Linked DNA regions of Homo sapiens: region 2 is linked to region 1. The links are chromatin contacts, found by Hi-C or POLR2A ChIA-PET in ENCODE. All regions are on one chromosome and are shown on one strand. The core of a region is the stretch at or near the end of the contact, and the rest is flanking DNA. Distances in the headings are between cores, read along the strand shown.

Region 1 (6,833 bases), core at 2,383-4,882:
GCACATATAGAGAAAAGGAAACATCGTAAGTGTACAACTCAGTGCATTTTTTTTTTTTTTTGAGACAGGGTTTTACTCTCGTCACCCAGGCTGGAATGCAGTGGTGGGATCTTGGCTCACTGCAACCTCTACCTCTGGGGCTCAAGTGATCCTCCCACCTCAGCTTCCTGAGTACCTGAGACTACAGATGCAAACCACTGCACCTGGCTAATTTTTGTATTTTTTGTAGAGACAGTGTTTTACCTTGTTGCCAGGCTGGTCTCAAACTCCTGGGCTCAAGCGATCCTCCTGCCTTGGCCTCCCAAAGTGCTGGGATTACAGGGGTGAGTCACTGCACCCAGCCTGATTTTTCACCAACCCACCCATTTAAACCATCATCCCAACCAAGCTATGAAACGCTAACAGCAGCTTGCTGGGTGTGGGGGCTCATGCCTGTAATCCCAGCACTTTGGGAGGCCAAGGCAGGAGGATCGCCTGAGGTCAGAAGTTTGAGACCAGCCTGGCCAACGTGGTGAAACCCCGTCTCTAATAAAATTACAAAAATTGGCTGGGCATGGTGGTGCGCACCTGTAATCCCAGCTACTCGGGAGGCTGACGCAGGAGAATCACTTGAACCTGGGAGGCAGAGGTTGAGGTGAGCTGAGATTAAAAAAAAAAAAAAAAAAAAAAAAAAAGAACACTACCAGCAACCCTGGCCGGGCGCAGTGACTCACACTTGCAACCCTTGGACTTTGGGAGGCCGAGGCGGGTGGATCACCTGAGGTCAGGAGTTTGAGACCAGCCTAGCCAAGATGGCGAAACCCCATCTCTACTAAAAATACAAAAATTAGCCAGGCGTGGTGGCGTGCACCTATAATCCCAGCTACTTGGAGGCTGAGGCAGGTGAATCGTTTGAACCCAGGAGACGGAGGTTGCAGTGAGCCGAGATCACGCTACTTCACTCCAGCCTGGGCAAAAGAGCAAAACTCCATCTCAAAACAAAAAACAAAAAACAAAAAACCACTACCAGCAACCCTGAAGCCTCTTTCACGCCTCCTGTCATTACTTGATTTTGGACTTTCAGTCCACACTGGATCAGTTTTGCCTGTTTTGAACTTTGTGCTTATGAATCACACAGTATTACCCTTTGGTGTCAGGCTTCACTCCCTCAGTGTTATGGTTATGAGATTTGTCCATGTTATCGTGCATAGTGATGCTTCATTTTTTTTCATTGCCCTGTAATATTGCACTGTGTAAATATAACACAATTGATTTGTCCATTCTACCATGGATCAATATTTGGGTTGTTTCCAGTTTGGGGGCTATTTCAAACGCTGCGATGACCATTCTCATTTGTGTCATTTGGAACACATGAGTATGCATTCAGGGTGAGATTATTAGGTTTAGGTTTTACTTTTTTTTTTTGGTAGCGGGGGATGGAGTCTCACTCTGTCACCCCGGCTGAAGTGTAGTGGCTCAATCTTGGCTCACTGCAACCTCCACCTTCTGGGTTTAAGCGATTCTCCTGCCTCAGCCTCCTGAGTGGCTGGCATTACAGGCACCCACCACTATGCCCGGCTAATTTTTGTATTTTTAGTAGAGACGGGGTTTTGCCATTTTGGCCAGGCTGGCCTCAAACTCCTGACCTCAAATGATCTACCCACCTCGGCCTCCCAAAGTACTGGGATTACAGGTGTGAGCCACCATGCCTAGCCATCTAGGTTTTACTTTGATAGATGCTACCAAACTATCTTCAGACTTTGCTTTTCAAACTGAATGAAAAGGGAAATAATTTGAAGGTTCAAAGTAGAAAAATCCCATAATCTGACTTACATCTTTAAAGGGTCACATACTATAAATTTTGAAAGATTACATTTTTTAAATATTCACCATATGAAACAAAATCCAACCTGACCAGTCCCAGCACTGAAAGCATGACTCCAGATTTGTACCTCTAGCCAGAACCTCTCCTCTGAACTACAGACCGTTATCTCCAAAGTCTGCTTGACAGCTGCACATGGATGTCCAATGGGCATCTCCACCTTTCCATGGCCAACAGCTTCTGATATTCTGCCCTGAGCCAATTCTTCCTATGGGTTTTCCATCTTTACTAACAGCAACTCTGTTCTTCCATTTATTTAGGCTGGAAACATGGGTATATCTTTTTCTCTATTTTCTCATGCTCCACATCTGGTCTATCAGCAGATCCTGTGAGCTCTATCTTCAGAATATTCTGGAATCACAGCTTACCACTCCCTACCACTACCTGTCCAAACCACCATTCTCTCTCTCCTAGCCTACTGCAGTGCCCTTTTACTTTTTTTCTCTTATTTTATTTATTTATTTTGAGATGTAGTCTCCCAGACTGGAGTGCACTGAAGTGATCTCAACTCACTGCAACCTCCGCTGTCCAGGTTCAAGCAATTCTCCTGCCTCAGCCTCCCCAGTAGCTGGGATTACAGGTGCACACCACCATGCCCGGCTAATTTTTGTATTTTTAGTAGAGACGGGGTTTCACCATGTTGCCCAGCCTGGTCTTGAACTCCTGACCTCAAGTGATCCACTCACCTCAGCCTCCCAAAGTGCTGGGATTACAGGGGTGAGCCACAGCGCCTGGCCTGCAGTGCCCTCCTAAGTGGTTTTGCTGCTCCCACATCCTGCTCTCACCCTGTTCAGGATACTATCGGTGCCGCTTCCCAAAAGATCCTGTTCAAACATAAATCAGAGCCTGTCACTTCTCCATTAAAACCCTCCAGTGGCTTCCTGTATCATGCTGGGTGCAAACCAAAGTCCATACTACCACCCACAAATTGTAGCAAGATACTGCTCCTTTTAGCCACACTGACTTTAACTCCTGTGACGCTCCCGTCCTCACTCCATTCCAGCCATGCTGTTCATCAAACTGGCCTTTCCCCTGTTCATCAAACTGCCCAGGTGAGCTCTTAATCTCAGGAACTTTACACTTTCTCTTCCCACTGCCTAGAATGCCCTTGCCCCAGCTAACTGCCAGCTCACTCCCTTGCCTCTGTCAAGTCTCTACTCGAAATTTCCTTTCTCAGCAAGGACTTTCCCAGCCCCCTGGTTTGACATTTCATACTTCCCCAATGCCTGACATTACATATTGCTTTCCCAGCTTTTTTTCTTTGCTCAGCATTTATCACTATCTCACATGCTATAATTTTTATATCTTTTATCTTGTTTATCAGCTGTCCCTCCCAGCAGAACGTAATTGCTATGAGGACATTGATTTCTATGTTTTGTTTACAACCGTAGCCTGGCATCCAGAACAGGGCTTGGCACATAGTAGGCACTTAATAAATATTTACTGAGTGAATGAATAGATGGCTCCTTGCCCTAGATCTTCTCTTGATTACCTGTGCTTCAGAAGCTGGTGAGAAATCAGCAGAGGTTTCTAAGCACTTCCAATAAGTTGGAGTTGCCAATAGAAACATGTTCCTTCTCTACTCTCCCTCCCTGGCGTGCAGGGACCTGGGAAAAGCAGAGATGCTGATCGATATCTCTGACTGGGAAGGAAGATGGGATTAGGTACTAGAAATAAGAGGAAGGATGTCTCCGCCCGTCTGCTCAGAGGCTGCAATCTGCTTGGCATGCCGCCTGCTCCCAGAAACAGGATGTGTCCAGAGAGGAAGTGACTGCAGACGTGGAGTGGGGGAAAATGCCCCGTGCCTGAGACAGAACACTTGAGGCTAGTCATTCTGGAGCCTTCCAAGGGTCCATTCCTGGGGGATGAGTAAAATCCGCTCCGCAGTCTCACAGTGACTCATTCTGAATGGCGGAGAATCCAAAGCCCTTCCCTAAGTTAGGGCAAAAACAGGTGCTTCCTCCTCTGGGGTTCCCAGCTTGGGTGACTGATGCTGAAGGACAGAGGATGCCCACACACCTTGTTGGAGGCTCTGCAGGAACTGACAAAGAAAATAGCATGGTAGAAAGTCATTTTAACCAATCTTCTCTTCCTTGACTTGAGGTCAGAAGTAGACAAGTCTAGAAGGCCATTGCCCAGGTGTTTCTTAGGAAATCCGCTTCCTGCACCTTCCCCAGTAGCGGGTAAAGAGGCAAGATCGGCCTGACTGAGCCCTGGGGCCTCAAGCTCAGGCAGCCTGGCAGAGGGAGCCCCCTACTTCATTGAGCTGGTCCAGCCCCAAGGCCACAGAGGCTTTTTTTTTTTTTTTTTTTGATATGGAGTCTTGTTCTGTCGCCCAGGCTGGAATGCAGCGACGCAATCTCAGCTCACTGCAACCTCTACCTCCTGGGTTCAAGCAAGTCTCCTGCCTCAGCCTCCCGAGTAGTTGAGACTACAGGTGCCCACCACCATGCCTGGCTAATTTTTGTATTTTTAGTAGAGTCAGTGTTCCACCATGTTGGCCAGGCTGGTCTCAAACTCCTGACCTTAGGTGATCCACTTGCCTCAGCCTCCCAAAGTGCTAGGGTTACAGGTGTGAGCCACCACGCCTGGGTTTTTTTTTTTTTTTTTTTTTTTTTTTTTTTTTTAATTTGAGACAGGGTCTTGCTTTGTCGCCCAGGCTGGAGTGCAGTGGCACCCTTCACCTCCTGGGTTCAAGCGATTCTCCTGCCTCAGCCTTCCGAGTAGTTGGGATTACAGGTGACTGCCACCATGCCCGGCTGATTTTTGTATTTTTAGTAGAGATGGGGTTTCACTATGTTGGCCAGGCTGGTCTCAGACTCCTGACCTCAGGTGATCCATCCACCTCAGCCTCCCAAAGTGCTGGGATTACAGGCGTGAGCCACTGCACCTGGTCTGGCCCAGCCATAAGTCTTATTTTGCAGCCCAAAGAGAGAAAAACAGTCCCTACAGACACTCCCCAGGGGCTCTGCCTTGGTGGGCTCTCAAATTTGGACTCTGCCTGTAGGCCAAAGGGCACTAATGTCATAAAACCCACACCAGGAAGCTTGCGAAGAAAAACAACTTGGCTGTTTAAGAAAAGACCCACAAACACAGTGCCGAACATGGAAATGGACAGAGGCATCGATGCAAGTTTCCAGAAGGGCAGAAAAAGCTAGAAAACTCTCCCAACACTGAGTAACCACAGCAATCTCTAGACAGGTTCTGGGCCTTATGTTTACGATGAAATGCAGGAAGCAGCTCAAAGCCTAGAATGTTATTGTGAGCATTAATATTATGTTCATAAAAGCTGTGGTATTTTTTTCTTCTTCTCTGAAAGCCAAAGCAAGCATCTCTAAACTTGTCCTTGATAAGAGGTTAAATATAGCAGGAGGTGTCATGCCAGTATGCTGCTTCTAATTTATTTACAGAAAAGAGCCCCTATGGTGCAAGACATTCTGTAAGCTGCTTTTTTGTTTGTTTAAACAGTTGATCATGAGCATCTTTTCATGTCGGTATGTATACATCTACACGGTTCTATGTGCTTTCTGTAAACTAAGAAACTAAGGGGTCTTCCTCAGTGAAAGAGGTAGAGCTTTTGTAGGAAATAGCCTGGAAGTGGGCGTGGCCATAGAGGCCCCTGGGCCCCAGCCAGGCATCCATTCTTCCTCCCGGCTGCGGCTGCGGTGAACATTCTTGTGACCAGGAGCTCACACTTCAGCCCTTTCTCATATTCAGCAGAAACTGGCGCATCTCAAGTCTGAGCCCCACTTCCTGTTACAGCCAGAAAGCCGAGGAAGCACCACCCCTTGGCTGTCTAGAGCTCCCCAAATCCCTGCAATTTCTTCTCACCTTGCCCCAAGCTCATGTCTTCCTTTCTAGAAGCTGGAGATGAAGGCAAAGCAACCATTCTTCCTGGGAGAGTCACCAACCATCCCCATTTGCCTGGGACTAGGGGGTCTCCTGAGTTGTGAGACTTCAGGTTTTAAAACCAGGACAACCCCAAGAAAACCAAGATAGTTGGTCAGCCCACTCCCAGAACTGGAGGCATGGCCAATCCTGACAGAGCTGCTGGAGGTCCCCTTTTCACAGTTCCAACAAGGGTCAGGTTGGAATTTTCCAGAAGGCATACCTACGGAGATTCTCCAGCTGGGCCTGCTTGAGTCCCATGTCCACCCCAGAGATAATCGCCAGGACAGAGAGTGGATGCAGAGGAGGCAGATGAGAACCGCCCACCAGGAAACAGGCACGTCCCATTCTACAAAGCCTTCACATGTCTGAAGCCAGCCTGACCTCTCCCCAGTTTCTCCATTTGTCCTCAAATGCAGGGCTTCCCAGGCCCTTCCCCATCTGTGGTATTAGGGAGGGGACCACTCTGGAAGGAGACCCTAGGCTTTCCCTCCCACCTGAGTGTCAGTATTCTCAGAGGAGCCAATCTGGAAACGAGATCTCAGGAGGTCTGAGGGGAGCTGTGGCCAATGGGCAGGCCTGCGAAGGCAGAAGACACCGACTCCACTGCTGGGCTGTGGGAGACCCTCGGGGCCAGCAAAGTCAGGCAACCAGGATAGGCTCATGTTTAAGCAAAATGTCAGGAACAATTTTCAAATAATCGACTCCATTTGCTCCAATTCAGCCTTCCAACACTGCTTCAGGTAAAATGCCTCTTTTTACATTTCAACCAACGGGTCTTATTGTTAATCTGGAAAATACACAATAAATGCATTACTTTCCCTGTATTTCCAGGCTTTCTAGACACTCTTTGGCACATGTATGGTACTTTTTTAGTTTAACAATTGAACCCACTAATTTCAATGTAAAGGTACTTTGCAGGCAGACACCTATAATCCCAGTACTTTGGGAGGTTGAGGTGGGCAGATCACCTGAGGTCAGGAGTTCAAGACCAATCTGGCCAACATGGTGAAACTCCATCTCTACTAAAAATACAAAAATTAGCTGGGCATGGTGGCAGGTGCCTGTAATCCCAGCTATTTGG
Region 2 (6,833 bases), core at 1,861-4,360, 35 kb after region 1:
AGAGTTAAAGACTATTGCTTGTTGTCCACGTTTTAATCTCTTAGGCAGAAAAGGGCAAAGACATGCCCTTTTCATTGTCACCAGCTTTACTTTCACCTTTTAAAAGTAAATTGTTGGCTAGGTGCAGTGGCTTACGCCTGTAATCCCAGCATTTTGGGAGGCTGAGGCGGGTGGATCACCTGAGGTCAGGAGTTCAAGACCAGACTGGCCAACATGGTGAAACCCCATCTCTACTAAAAATACAAAAATCAGCCAGGCCTGGTGGCACACACCTGTCAGCTACTCAGGAGGCTGAGGCACAAGAGAATCACTTGAACCCGGGAGGCAGAGGTTGCAATGAGCTGAGATTGCAACACTGCACTCCAGCCTGGGCAACAGAGTGAGACTTTGTCTCTCAACAACAACAAAAAGTAAATTGGATCGGAGTGCAGTGACTCACACCTGTAATCCCAACACTTTGGGAGGCTGAGACTGGGGGATTGCTTGAGGAGTCTCCCTGGCTGAAGTGAAGGTTTCCCAGGCTTTCTCATGAGAGAATGTCTTTTAAGTTTACAAAAGGAAAGGCTGAAATTAAATTCCCTGGTATCTTTCCATTGGCTGAATTTCCCTGTAGCTGCCTCTTGCTGAAGCCTGGGGTCTCCCTGGCAGCTGGGCCCGGAGGAGGCAGGAAGTAAATAGCTGTTCTCTGAATGGGCTCTTCAGAGAAACGGGACGCCTCACTGTATTCACTGCGAGGAACACAGGACCTCAAAGCTCTGGGGCCCAACTGGGAACTACACAAGTGGTTTCTTTTCCAGAAAGCCCACTCATAAGACGCAGAGGCATCCAATTTCCCAGGAACCTATGGCACAGTGAGAGGCATGTCTTCGTCACCCAGAAGCTCAGGACAATGTCATCACCCACAGAGGCATCGATGGGAGGGCTGAGCTCAGGAACCCACAAGAGGCTCAGGGTGCTGCCATGAGCTTAGATCCTAGACTTGAGTGGGCTGAAAGGTCACAAGGCTAAGATTTAGGGCTAACACAGAGGAGACAAGCCAACGCTGAGTCACTTTGAAGCTTGAAATCAGGGGTTTTAACCCCCACGCTATTGACATCTTAGACCAGAAAATTATTTATTGTGGGGCTGTTCTGTGCATTATGGGGTGTTTAGCCGCATCCCTGGTCACTATCCACTAGATGACAGTAGCATCCTCCTCCCCGAGAAGTGACAACCAAAAATGTCTCCAGGCCAGGCGCGGTGGCTCACGCCTGTAATCCCAGCACTTTGGGAGGCTAAGGTGGGCAGATCATCTGAGGCCAGGAGTTCAAGACCAGCCTGGCCAACATGGAGAAACCCCATCTCTACTAAAAATACAAAAATTAGCCAGACGTGGTAGCAGGTGCCTGTAATCCCAGCTACTCAGGAGGCTGAGGCAGGAGAATCGCTTGAACCCACGAGGTGGAGGTTGCAGTGAGCTGAGACCATGCCATTGCACTCCAGCGTGGGCAACAAGAGTGAAACTCCATCTCAAAAAAAAAAAAAATGTCTCCAGATTTTTGTCAAATGTCATCTTGGGGGGCAATATCTCCCTCGATTGAGAACCACTGCTTTAGGTAAAAGCAAAATCTTAGGCTGGGCGCAATGGCTCACACCTGTAATCCCAGTACTTTGGGAGGCTGAAGCGGGTGGATCATTTGAGGTCAGGAGTTCGAGACCAGCCAGACCAACATGGTGAAACCCTGACTCTACTAAAAATACAAAATTAGCTGGGTGTGGTGGCGCACGCCTGTAATCCCAGCAACTTGGGAGGCTGAGGCAGGAGAATCACTTGAACCTGGGAGGTGGAGGTTGCAGTGAGCTGAGATCGCACCATTGCACCCAGCTTGGGCATCAAAAGTGAAACTCCATCTCAAAACAAAGCAAAATCTTAGACTTTTGGGGCTATTGCCTGAAATCTTGGACAAAGGCCTAACTGACCCAGTTAAAATACTGAGTTAAAATCTGAGCCCCACTGTTAGACTAAAGCAAACCAAGGAGGCAATGAATTACGTGTTGCCTAACTTGCTTCTCCCTTGCAGTTTCAATTGCGTTAGGCAGCCAGCTTCCCTTCCTCTCCACTGTTTGAATTGTTGCTGTGCCGGGCAAAAACTGTGGCTGGTCCACCTCAGAGCTGGCCTCATTTCAATAACAGCCGGGAGGACTGGCATGGGGCTTTCCAAGCTTAATTAGCTCATGTTTGTAAAGTTCTTAGGAAGCTCAGGCCAGCATGCTATGGGAAGTCCAAGTTACTAGGATTCTCGCCACACTTAAAAAAAGAACATTCCCACATAAAAAGGCTGGTAGAGGCAGAAAAGAGTGCCTCAGAGCATGTGTGTGAATAGCAAAGGGTCCTTCTGAACCACATTTGAGACCGTAAAGAAAGAGGGTAATGCATTCCAACTTTCAGGCCCTCCTCCTATTCTCTAGAGCAGGAAATTATTTAAAGTATTTCCTGAACAGCTGAAGTATGTTAGAAACCTGCTAGCATCCTCCACAGAATCTCCAGGAAATGGACACCAAAGAATTTCTTTGCAACAAGAAACTATTTGAGCTCTACTGGCCATTTCTACCTGAACAGGTTGGATACTCTCAGCCTGGGACCTAGAGAATACAATCTTCTTAGATCATTTTTATGTCAAACTTAGCATCCTACAGCAAGAACACACACTGGAAGAGAATTCCTCTTGTGTATGCACATATATATGAAGAATTCTCTTCTAGCATATGTATATATATATATATAGAGAGAGAGAGAGTATATATACACATATATTAGTATACATCAAGAGAGACGGAGACAGAAAGAATGAAGAACTTTCTTTGTTAGGTAATTTAGCAATGTCAGTAATAGCTTGCTAGTTAGTTATTCCCGCTCAATCTTCGGGTGGGGCAAGAATGAGGTCAGCCTCTTCTGTTTTAGGCAGAATTCTAGAACATGTAACAAAAGGAAACTGCTTGGCTCCATCCCACCTCTAGAGATTTGTTCTCTCCAAGGCCTGCCTATAAATCTCCCAGGGTGGGGTTCCAGAAGCATGGTGCCCCGGCAAGCCAAGTTTGAACCTCCCAAGCAAATCAGCATTGGAATGTTGGTGGTGTCACAGGATCAAGAGCCATCTGGAAGCCAGCTGTGACTTGGGCTGATTCCCATGGTTTCCTATGAGAAGGGCAAGTATGATCACTACAGCAGAAATACCAAAGAAAAATGGCAATTGTTACCTCTGGAGCAAAGAACAAGGCCTAGAGCAGAGCCAGTTCCTAAAGAGAATGACAGATCTGATAATGCTGGTGAAGGCCAGGCAAGTTCTGTGCTTCCTAACCAGTTAGAAGCCTTTCCTCCGGCGGCGGCAGAGCTCGGATCCAGAGTTTGGGAAGTGTGGGACTTGCCTCTCTGAGACCTGGCTGTCAGCAGGAGGATGAGGAGCCAAACATGTCCCATTGTTACCACCCACCCTCTGGGGCTTGCAGGGAAACTGAACTCCTGGCCAAACGAGAAATATAAACCCTTGCCATCTTCTCTTTCCGAGGACAAAGGCACCACAGATTTTTAGTGTGTTTCATCATGCTTTTGGAATGAATGTCAACCAAATGCCATCTTTTAGGGACAGTGGCAAAAACGCCTGTCCAACTGGAGTTCTTTAGTCAATGGCAGTTACAGTCACTGATCTGAGGTCTTAAACTACCTATTAGGCTCAGGGAGTGACATTAAAAAAAAAACAGCAGCCGGGCGCGGTGGCTCATGCCTGTAATCCCAGCACTTTGGGAGGCTGCAGTGGGTGGATCACAAGGTCAGGAGTTCGAGACCAGCCTGGCCAACATTGTGAAACCCCATCTCTAAAAATACAAAAATTAGCTCGACCCGGTGGTGCATGCCTGTAATCCCAGCTACTCAGGAGGCTGAGGCAGGAGAATAACTTGAACCTGGGAGGTGGAGTTTCCAATGAGCCAAGATTGCGCCATTGCCCTCCAGCCTGGGCAACAAGAGCAAGACTCCGTCAAAAAAAAAAAAAGAAAAGAAAAGAAAAAAGCAAAAAGCATATTTACAAATGTGTAGAAAATAGGCTGGGCGTGGTGGCTCACATCTGTAATCCCAGCACTTTGGGAGGCCGAGGTAGGTGGATCACCTGAGGTCAGGAGTTCAAGACCAGCCTGGCCAATATGGTGAAACTCCATCTTTACTAAAAATACAAAAATTAGCTGGGCATGGTGGCGGGTACCTGTAATCCTAGCTACTCGGGAGGCTGAGGTGGGAGAATTGCTTGAACCTGGGAGACGGAGGTTGCAGTGAGCCAAGATTTCGCCACTGCACTCCAGCCTGGGCGACAGAGTGAGACTTTGTCTCAAAAGAAACAAAAAAAGAAAAACAAAACAAGAAAAAGAAAAGAAATGGAAAGGAACTACACCTGAAACTCATAATATTTTGAAGGTAGCTCTGCCTTTGAGGGCCTAATTTTCCCCAGGCTGTGATCCCCTTTCTTTGAAAAGCACCCACATGTATTTAACAGTAAACTGTGCATACAGTTTCAGAGGTTCAGGAGCCCCATAACCTATCTTGGATCTCAGGTTACACAGGTTAAGAATTCTTATTCAGGCCAAAATATAAAATCCAATGGTAGAATTTTAGGTTATTATTTTAATTGTTTTAGGTTATTATTTTAATCTTTGTGGTATTCTGTTTTTCAAATTTTCTAAAATAAGTATTATTTCTGTAACTACCAAAAATACATTTTAAAGAATTACCAGAAAGAAAAGAAAGAGAAAAGGAAGAAAAAAAGAGAAAGGAAGGAAGGAAGGAGAGAGGAAGGGAGGGAGGGAGGGAGGAGAGAGAGAGAGGGAGAGAAAAAAGAGAGTGAGAGAGAGAAAGAAGGAAGCGAAGGAAGGAAGGAGAGAGGAAGGGAGGGAGGGAGGGAGGAGAGAGAGAGAGGGAGAGAAAAAAGAAAGAGAGAGAGAAAGAAGGAAAGGAAGGAAGGAAGGAAGGAAGAAAGAAAGAAAGAAAGAAAGAAAGAAAGAAAGAAAGAAAGAAAAAGAAAGAAAGGAAGGAAAATGAATTAGCTTTGTGTTCCCTAAGTTAATCTTTGCTGAGTGGTTGAGACGTTGGTTGAAAGAATGGGCAAGAACAGAGTAGGGTGACAGTCATTGGTCACTTACAACTTTAGTCTAAGCCAAAGGGTTGAAAAAGACCATCTTGGCTGGGCGTGGTGGCTCATGCCTGTAATCCCAGCACTTTGGGAGGCCCAGGTGGGTGGATCACTTGAGGTCAGGAGTTTGAGACCAGCCTGACCAACATAGAGAAACCCGGTCTCTACTAAAAATACAAAATTAGCCTGGTGTGGTGGCGCATGCCTGAAATCCTGGCTACTTGGGAGGCTGAGGCAGGAGAATCTCCTGAACCTGGGAGGCGGAGGTTGCAATGAGCCAAGATCATGCCATTACACCCCAGCCTGGGCAACAAGAGTGGAACTCTGTCTCAAAAAAAAAAAAAAAAAGAAAGAAAAAGACCACCTCATTTATACACAGTTTTCTACATTTCTCCTATATTTCAATAGTTTTGCTTTTAAAATATGTATTTTTTGCAGCCACAATCAGGAGATGCCTTCTGGGTATCATACCTTGACCATTAATTTTAATTTTGAATTGATTTAAAGTTTTCTTATTCATCCAATCTTTCCTCATATTCCCTTGTTTTTATGGATAAGCTTCCAATATTTCTGCCTAAACTTGTTCAAGTTCTAAACATGAGTTTCTTCATAGTAGAAAATATGGCTTTGTGGTGGCTGTCTCAACAGTCAAGTGTTTGCTCATTCAAGAAACTTCATTAACACTAGTATTAGGGCCCTATCAGGTATTGATACTGACAAGCTTCCATCACCAAGTTGGACTTGGGTGGTTCAGTCCTGTTCTCATGGCCAATGAGAAGTTAGGTGAGGAGGTGCTCCAATTAGTCTGTCCAATAGAATTAAGAGAAAGGGAACCAGTGGGCACAAGAAGACAGCTGGACCTCTCACTGGGATACTGCAAAGGCTAACAGCCAGTCTAGGAACTTAGTCACAGTGGGCTCTCCTTGAGCCAGTTCCACTGTTCAGAGAGCTATGCCAAGCCCGTAAAAGACCTAAAGGCTGACAAAACATCTGACTTTTCAGTAGAATCCCATCATTAAGTATGTAAACAATCCAGTATGGTCATCTTATGTTGATGTGTATCTGATTGATAAGGGGAAAAAAAAGAAGAGTAATAATCAACTTAGACTAGAAGGTAAAATATATCAAAACAAGAGTCTATGTAAGAACAAACAGAAATCTTTGGTGTTAAAAGGTTGGAGGCAGCCAGGTGCAGTGGCTCATTCCTGCAAATCCCAGCACTTTGGGAAGCTGAGGCAGGAGGATAGCTTGAGGCCAGGAATTTGAGACCAGCCTGGGCAACACAGCGAAACTTTGTTTCTTCAGTTATTACAGCTATTCCCAACAACAAAAAGTTTGGAATAGCCGTAATACTCATCTAGGATATTTCTATTATGTAGGAATTAGTATCTATACTTTTCTTATGCCAGCACTGAGCTGCCCCATCAAAAGGTCTTTCACTGACATAATAAAGAGGCAGGATTTGAATTCAGACAGATCTGGCTCTTAAATACCAGTCCACTTCACTGCACCATGCTACCTCCCACAACTAGGATGGGAAAAGACATTTACGATTGTGAAAAGCCTGGAACGCACGAACTGATCAGTTTAAGAGGGTTCGATGCATACACCTCCCACACAGTGTTATGAAACTGTCCCAAATATTTAGGAAGAACTGAGCGTTCACAGACACTAGAA

Evidence for each region. A loop is a pair of places that touch in the nucleus more often than their neighbours do. ChIA-PET counts read pairs that join two places held with the same protein, here RNA polymerase II (POLR2A). Pooled maps may share reads with other maps.
Region 2: a map of endothelial cell of umbilical vein shows a loop between it and region 1 (5-fold over the local background). The contact joins two enhancer-like sites. A Hi-C loop is called at or near these places in 4 of 168 maps with a recorded cell type or tissue (PC-3, endothelial cell of hepatic sinusoid, endothelial cell of umbilical vein and 1 more) and 3 of 50 pooled maps. POLR2A ChIA-PET finds 5 or more read pairs at or near these places in 14 of 52 experiments (AG04450, BJ, CD4-positive, alpha-beta T cell and 11 more).

What each region holds. Positions count from the first base shown.
Region 1 is chr17:64,703,644-64,710,476 of GRCh38, forward strand. No RefSeq gene overlaps it. Among named protein-coding and RNA genes, the nearest start is that of SMURF2, 45 kb to the left of the region's middle. RefSeq lists an enhancer at 2,741-3,940. Within about 2 kb of position 3,633, at least 28 of the 41 ENCODE cell types and tissues checked have a DNase peak (open chromatin) inside an H3K27ac peak, as active enhancers do; they include endothelial cell of umbilical vein, where a contact is called at or near this core.
Region 2 is chr17:64,739,066-64,745,898 of GRCh38, forward strand. No RefSeq gene overlaps it. Among named protein-coding and RNA genes, the nearest start is that of MIR6080, 38 kb to the right of the region's middle. Within about 2 kb of position 3,111, at least 20 of the 41 ENCODE cell types and tissues checked have a DNase peak (open chromatin) inside an H3K27ac peak, as active enhancers do; they include endothelial cell of umbilical vein, where a contact is called at or near this core.